Linked DNA regions of Homo sapiens: region 1 is linked to region 2. A link is a contact called in ENCODE Hi-C or POLR2A ChIA-PET data. All regions are on one chromosome and are shown on one strand. Each heading gives the region's core, a stretch centred on a gene start or an enhancer-like site at or near the end of the contact. The rest is flanking DNA. Distances are from core to core; before and after follow the strand shown.

Evidence for each region. A loop is a pair of places that touch in the nucleus more often than their neighbours do. ChIA-PET counts read pairs that join two places held with the same protein, here RNA polymerase II (POLR2A).
Region 1: a loop to region 2 is called in a map of Caco-2, with 5 times the contacts of the local background. The contact joins two enhancer-like sites. A Hi-C loop is called at or near these places in 1 of 168 maps with a recorded cell type or tissue (Caco-2). POLR2A ChIA-PET finds 5 or more read pairs at or near these places in 1 of 52 experiments (T-cell).

Annotation. Positions count from the first base shown.
Region 1 is chr1:214,502,867-214,506,187 of GRCh38, forward strand. All of the region lies in intron 1 of PTPN14 (protein tyrosine phosphatase non-receptor type 14), which reads right to left. Among named protein-coding and RNA genes, the nearest start is that of PTPN14, 47 kb to the right of the region's middle. RefSeq lists an enhancer at 2,138-3,115. Within about 2 kb of position 1,630, at least 3 of the 41 ENCODE cell types and tissues checked have a DNase peak (open chromatin) inside an H3K27ac peak, as active enhancers do.
Region 2 is chr1:214,212,552-214,215,850 of GRCh38, forward strand. No RefSeq gene overlaps it. Among named protein-coding and RNA genes, the nearest start is that of SMYD2, 67 kb to the right of the region's middle. Within about 2 kb of position 1,785, at least 4 of the 41 ENCODE cell types and tissues checked have a DNase peak (open chromatin) inside an H3K27ac peak, as active enhancers do.

The DNA.
Region 1 (3,321 bases), core at 380-2,879, 290 kb after region 2:
GATGTATTCAGGCTTCCCTCAGTTTTTGCAGAAGATCTTAGAAAAATTAAGTGAAAAGTTGCTCAAATCTGTCATTTTAAAAACCTATTAGTATTGATTATTGAAAATATATATTACCAGCCTAACTCTACAAAAGTTGACAAAGTATCTCTAAAGGAAATTCCAACCAAAAGGATAAGATCCAATTAAATGAGAGATTCAGAGTTTTAAATTCACACTGTGAAAATTATACTAGCATACACTTGGAGAAACATGTCACTACAAGCAAATTTAAATACAATTTTTGTTAAAAATAAGCAATAACAATAATAAAATGGCAAACACTATACAGTATTTATTATGAAAGGCACTATTCTAAGTACTTTACAGGAACTCATTAAATCTTCAAAACTAATATCTAATGACATGTAAGAGATAATCTGTCCTAAGTATATGTGAGTATTGAAGATGAAGTAGGAAAGACGTTGACTTCTTTTTTAGATATGGCATCTTTGACACAGCTCAGTAATCAGAAGGACTGAATCTTAGAAGAGACTGAAGCCAGAATTTAACGGCAGCTGCCTCGCTTCCATTTTTATGTCTAATATGTAGACGTACATTTGTAAGACAAAATAAACATTTAAAATAGAGTTTAAGAAACAGAAAACTCAAAATTGGCATTCTATTTTCACTTCAAATCTCGGTACAGAATTATTACATTTCAGTCAGCTCTCCTCAGGTTCATTCTTCCCTTTCCTCTCTCAAAGCAAAGTGCAGCACTGTCATATGTGGTCTTGTGATCCCACTAGTGTGATGTTGGTCAATAAACAATTAGTCGGTGTAATTCGGTAAAATCCTATGATGTACTTAGCTGCAGGAAGAACACACACTAATGTCAGCAATGTTGTGAGTCATTTTATTTTATCTGCATATAAAGTGTTTGTATGCGTTCAGCAGCAAACACACCCGACATCACCTACTTCAATAAGGTTTGCCTTATGGCTTTTTGTTTATTTATTTTAGATCAAAGGTGAGTCTCTGAGCTTCCACAGTAAGGACAAGCCTAGAGCAAATGATGCTTCTTGGGACTCTCATCATTTTGTACATAGGGCTTTCTTGTGATGGAGAAGTGTGAGAAATAGTCAGGAAACTTGGGTGCCTTCCTCAAACACACCTCTTCTGTAGAACCAGAGAATGGTCATAGGAATGCTGCGAATAATGTCACCACTTTCCCATTCCTCCCCAACTAGTAATGAGAATGTGGAAAACTCAGCTTAAAACTAAAGAAAAATCTTTCAATTTACATTATAGAACATTGAACAACTGCCGCTGCCTCTCCGTTAGCCCTACCTCTGCGAAGACCTTTATATTACACTCGAGGAGTCAGAAATACCATAGGAAGGCGACCCACAGTCAATCACCACATAGCCAGATAGGAAACCTTTTAGCCATGGTTGCATCCAAGCACATGGCAAGCACCGGGCAATGGGCAGCTGCCTCAAACACACCATTCCTGAGAACAGACTCAGCATCAGGTACTTCTGATGCATTATTCTCTCCTGATCTTACAGCAAAGCCCTGGAAGCCTGTGCTCTTCCTGTCGCACCAAAACTGCCTTCTGCCCTCAATCATTTTCCCGTAGCTGTCATGTCCAACTTGACGCAAGCAAATGGCAGGCACCCAGGAACGGGGCTCTTAGGACCACAATGTCCACAGAGGTGATGTCCCAGCCCCATCTCTGAATGACAAGAGTAGCACACCCATTAGCCATGAAATCGTACTAAGACACTTCCACCAAATTAAATTATTTCCAAGGCACCACCCTGCTAGGCCCTGGGGAAATGATGGTGAATGAGGCAAGGCACCAGCCTGAATGAGCTTAATCGAGGGGAGACCAATCCCAGGATAAGGGCTGGGTACAGAATGCTGGGGAATTTTCCTGCAGGAGGTAAGGTAACATACTGAATCTGCAGACAAGTAGGACTGGCTTGGACTAGGAAAAAGGAACTACCTTAGAGTAACAGGAAAGACTTGGTACTTACTGCATAAAGAGGGTGAAGGAAAATGAGTTTAGGTTGATCCAAACCCCCAGTGTGTTTAACTTCATCAGAGGTGACACCCTCACCAAGGTAGGGAATATAGGAGAAAAGATAGGTTTAAGGAAAAAGTAGATGAATTCTGTCTAAGAATTCTCTGTTTAAGATACTTGTGGCCAGTCTCATGGAAAGATCCTGACAAGCAGTTGAAATTTGGGGGCCCCCAACGAGAGGTCTGAGTTAAATATGAGTTCATTGTGGCGGTCATGTGAACAAACCCAGCTGTGAATACCCGCCAGGGAAAAAAAAAAAAGTGTGACAGGAGGACATGGGATCCAATGCTAGATGACACCTGACACCTACATTCAATGGGTGACCAGCAGGAGGAGAACCTTCAACAAACAGTGAAAGGGAACACCCAGGGAAGCAGGAGAAACATCTCGAGCAGGGGACTACCCGAGATGGTAACGCTTCAAGGAGAAGGATCTGGTCAATGTCCAATTCCAAAGGGAGGTCAGATAAGGACTGAAAAACATTCACCATGGCCAACAGGAGATGGCTGGTCCCTTCGGGGGGGTGGGGTGGTCAGTGCCCACACAGTGGTGGAGCTGCCAGCTGCGATGTAAGGAGCTGAGGACGGAATGGGAGATGCAGCAGCCTCAGAACTTTCTCAAGAGGCTTAGCTACAAAGAAAAGAGCTCAGCCTTTCATTACTTTTTCTTAATAGTTTGCAGCTGGGTGCAGTGTCTCACGCCTGTAACCCCAAAACTTTGAGAGGCCAAAGCTGGAGGATTGCTTGAATTCAGAAATTTGAGACATGCCTAGGCAACACAGCAAGACGTCACCTCTCCCAAAACTTTTTAAAATTAGCCGAGGTGGTGGCATGTGTCTGTAGTCCCAGCTACTGGGGAGGCTGAGGCAGGAGGATCACTTGAGTCTGGGAGTTTGAGGCTGCAGTAAGTTATGATTGTGCCACTGGACTCCTGCCTGGACAACAGAGTTAGACTTTGTCTCAAAAAAATCGAGTTTGTAATAAGCAGAAAATATTCCAACTCAGAGCGAATAGTCAGTTCAGCACAGATTTACAATGAACTCTCTCAGGGTAAACCTAAGCCCAGACACAGAGACAGAGAGACACTGGCCACGTAACCATGCATCCACTGCTTAGGCAGCAGTGAGATTACTATGAAGAAGGGAAGCCAAGGACAATTCCTTCGATTACTAAGGAAAGGAAACTAAGACTGATAACAAGTTAGGAATCATCAATAGCATTAATCGAAAAACTTCTCAGAACTGGGAAGAGCCA
Region 2 (3,299 bases), core at 535-3,034:
CCCCTAGCAGGTGCTCCATAGGCACTTGTTGTACACATGTACAACAGTAATTATGGCTTGTTGTAATTATTCAACTTGTTGAATGAAGGTTGAACATCATCAGGAGAGACTCACTTGGCCTTCGTCTGTGGAAGCAAAGGATGAAAATGTAATAGAGAATAATAGAATAGAGACATCTTCATGGTCCCTGACTCCCAGTAAAGCTAGGATCTTTGTACCTAATCATAAGTAACAGGGATATTCTGAAGGGGTTCTGTGGCCCCTTGACAATCATAAGTGATTTTGAGAAATAAATATTTTGACATCTAGTCCCAAAGCATTAGTCATGAGACTGACAATCATTGATGAGACAGTGGAAATGTGGAAGTTGGCACTGGACTATGAAAATGCAGTTCCGTGGGACTTGGATGAGGCATGACAGCCAGAAGATCAGCTTCAGACACGAAACCCTTCCTCCTAGCCCCACCAAAATTATTCTTCAGTGTGTAGCTCCATTGCATACGGGCTGGGGATGAGCCTTTTCCTCTATGTTGCTCCCTTGATTCTCTTTCATGCACATTCTTGGCATGTCACAGACTCTCCCCAGCCTTGAATTCTAGCCCCATTCCATCTCATCTGGGGCAAGTCTCACAATTCCTCATCTATTCAGTGTGCACAATTCATATCTGCTGTACCTGACTCAGGATTCCTGGGAGAATCAAATGAGATTATTCATTCGGCTTTTCAACAAATATTTGTTGAGTAGTTGCTGAATAACATAGTGTAAGGGAGACTGTGAGAGATAATGATGAATCAGACTGCGTCTTACCCTCAGGGACCCAGGCAATGTACAAGGCGAGACAAGTTCACATTCCAAGGTGAAATCGTCAGTCCAAGAGAGGACCAGATACTGGGCTATGGGAGCTCAGAGGTAATATGGATTATTCCAGCAGGAGGTAATAAAGAGGGCTCCAGAACAGAGGCTGCTGTTTTTGGGCTGAATTTCCAGAGTTAAAATGCAAGCAGTTTGGAAACAAAATTGGTACACAAATATTGGGCATAGGTTATAAATACCTAATTTATGGAATTCTCTATGTCCCAGAGTAATGCCTACCTAAACTCACATAGATTTCAAGCAAATAACAGATAACATTTATGGAGTACTCTTGCAGTGCAAGATACTATATGCTTTATATTTGAGAACTCAACGTAATCTAAGCAAAACCCTAAGAGGCAAGATCTAGTATCAAATCCACATTGCAAATGAGGAGAATAAGGCACTGAGGGGTTGAGTTTCTTGCTGAAGGTCACACAGACAATAAATTATACAGCCAATATTTAAACTCAGGTGGTCAGAGTTCAAATACTGCTTCTCAGACAAAGGAACAAAAATAATAAAGTCATTGCTCAAATAATTCAGTCCCTTCACAGAACTGTTATTTTGAAAAAAATAAATGTTGGATCCTGGTGAATTATGGCAAAATTTATCTGGGAAATTACATTTCAGGTTGAGAACGTACAGGAATAAAGCCTCTTTCTTCATAGGCATCATTGAAGTCATTCCAGAGTATTTTGTGCTATGGCCAGTAGATGGCAGAAAGTGACAAGAAAAGGACTGGAAACTGGGACCCCCCCCCCCACCACACACACACACACACACACACACACACACACACACACACACACACTAGCTCCCTGCTTGCAAAACAAAATGCATTTTGCCTACAATATATTTCGTTTAGAGTAGCAAACACTTTCTCCTTCCTCAAAGCGAGCTCCAGAGTAGAAACTGCAATTGTGTATTTGAAATTCTCCAGTCACCAAATCCAAGAAAGGTGAAGAGGAACTGCCCCAGTGGCGTCTGCGAGGCGTTTCCTCTATAAAGCTGTCGTCCCTAGCTCTGGTCAGTGCTGACCAAGTCACCCTGGCCTCCTCCCCGGCCCCTTTTTCTACTGCAGGAAAGGCTGGAGCTTCGGAAGAGATAACATCAGGGAAGTACTTGGCAACTATGAAGAGTTTTACCCATGTTAAAACAAAAGCCAGCAAAGCATTCCTTCAGTAAAGATATGTTAAGCACCTATCGTGTGCTGGGCTCTGGGCACAACCAAAAGCTTGGCAGCTGCTATTTAACCTCCTCCTGCTTCACCAGCAGCAAACTGTTGCCAAATGAGCCTAAAAAGAAATTAGTTCCATGGATTCCTTTGCTGAGTAATTCTGCAGTGAAAATAAGAGAAATCAGACACACTGGAAACTTTTAATTACAAGAAAACCTGGGGAATCCTATTGCCGTCTTAGATTTTAAAAGACCGCTCTAAGTATTGAACTCAGAAGCTTTAAAAGGAAAAGATATTATTAGACTTGACTACATAAAACTTTTAATCATCTGAACTTCAAAAAGCACTTTGAAAATCAGAAGAAAAAATAAAAAGCTGTAAAACATATGACAAAGAATTAATGTTCTTAAATATAAATATTCTAAGAGCTCTTATAAATCAATAAATGTATAGATCAATAAATCCTGTAAATCAATATTCTTATCAATTGATCAGATGGGCAAACGGCATGAAGAGGCATATCACAGGATAAAATGGAGCAAAGGGCCAATGAAACATTGGAAATGTGCTCAATTTAATTCATAGTAAATAAATACAAATTTAAATGGAAACAATAGTTTATTTTTCACCCCTGGGTATGGAGTCAGCCTTCTCCTGGGGTATTGGTAAGTATAAGTTGGCAAAACTTTTTCAAGAACAATTTGACAACATTTAGGAATATGTTTGCATTTCCTTGACTTAGAAATTCTGGTCTTCTCTGCCTCCCTCACTCAGGTGCACTCAGTCAGTCCTGTATCTTTCAACATGTCTCATAGACTGACAGTGGCCAAATTAAGTCTCCAGCCCTGACCTCTCCTCTGCACCCCAGGCTCCTTTCTGAACACCTCCCTTTGGATGTGTAATAAACACAGCAAACATCAGTCCACGATGGAATTCTTTTTCCTTTCCCCTACCTTCTCAAAACTGCTCCTGCTCCCCATCCCCTCTTAGTAAATGGCCCTGCCACTCAGCATATTAGTGAAGTCCCGGAACCCTGGAGTTATCCTTGATATGCTCTTCTGTCCTTGAACCTGCCACATTTCCATCTTTGATTTCCTGTTCCAGAATGTTCTCTCCCTTGCTTCATCAAGTCTCTCACCAGAGAAGTCTTTCCTGACCACACACTCTGGAATAGTAACTCTGTCACTCTCCATTCCCTCCACTGTCTTATTGTTCTTAGCTTACGTCACCACCTGATGTCATGACTCTTGCCTGTCTAGGCACTAC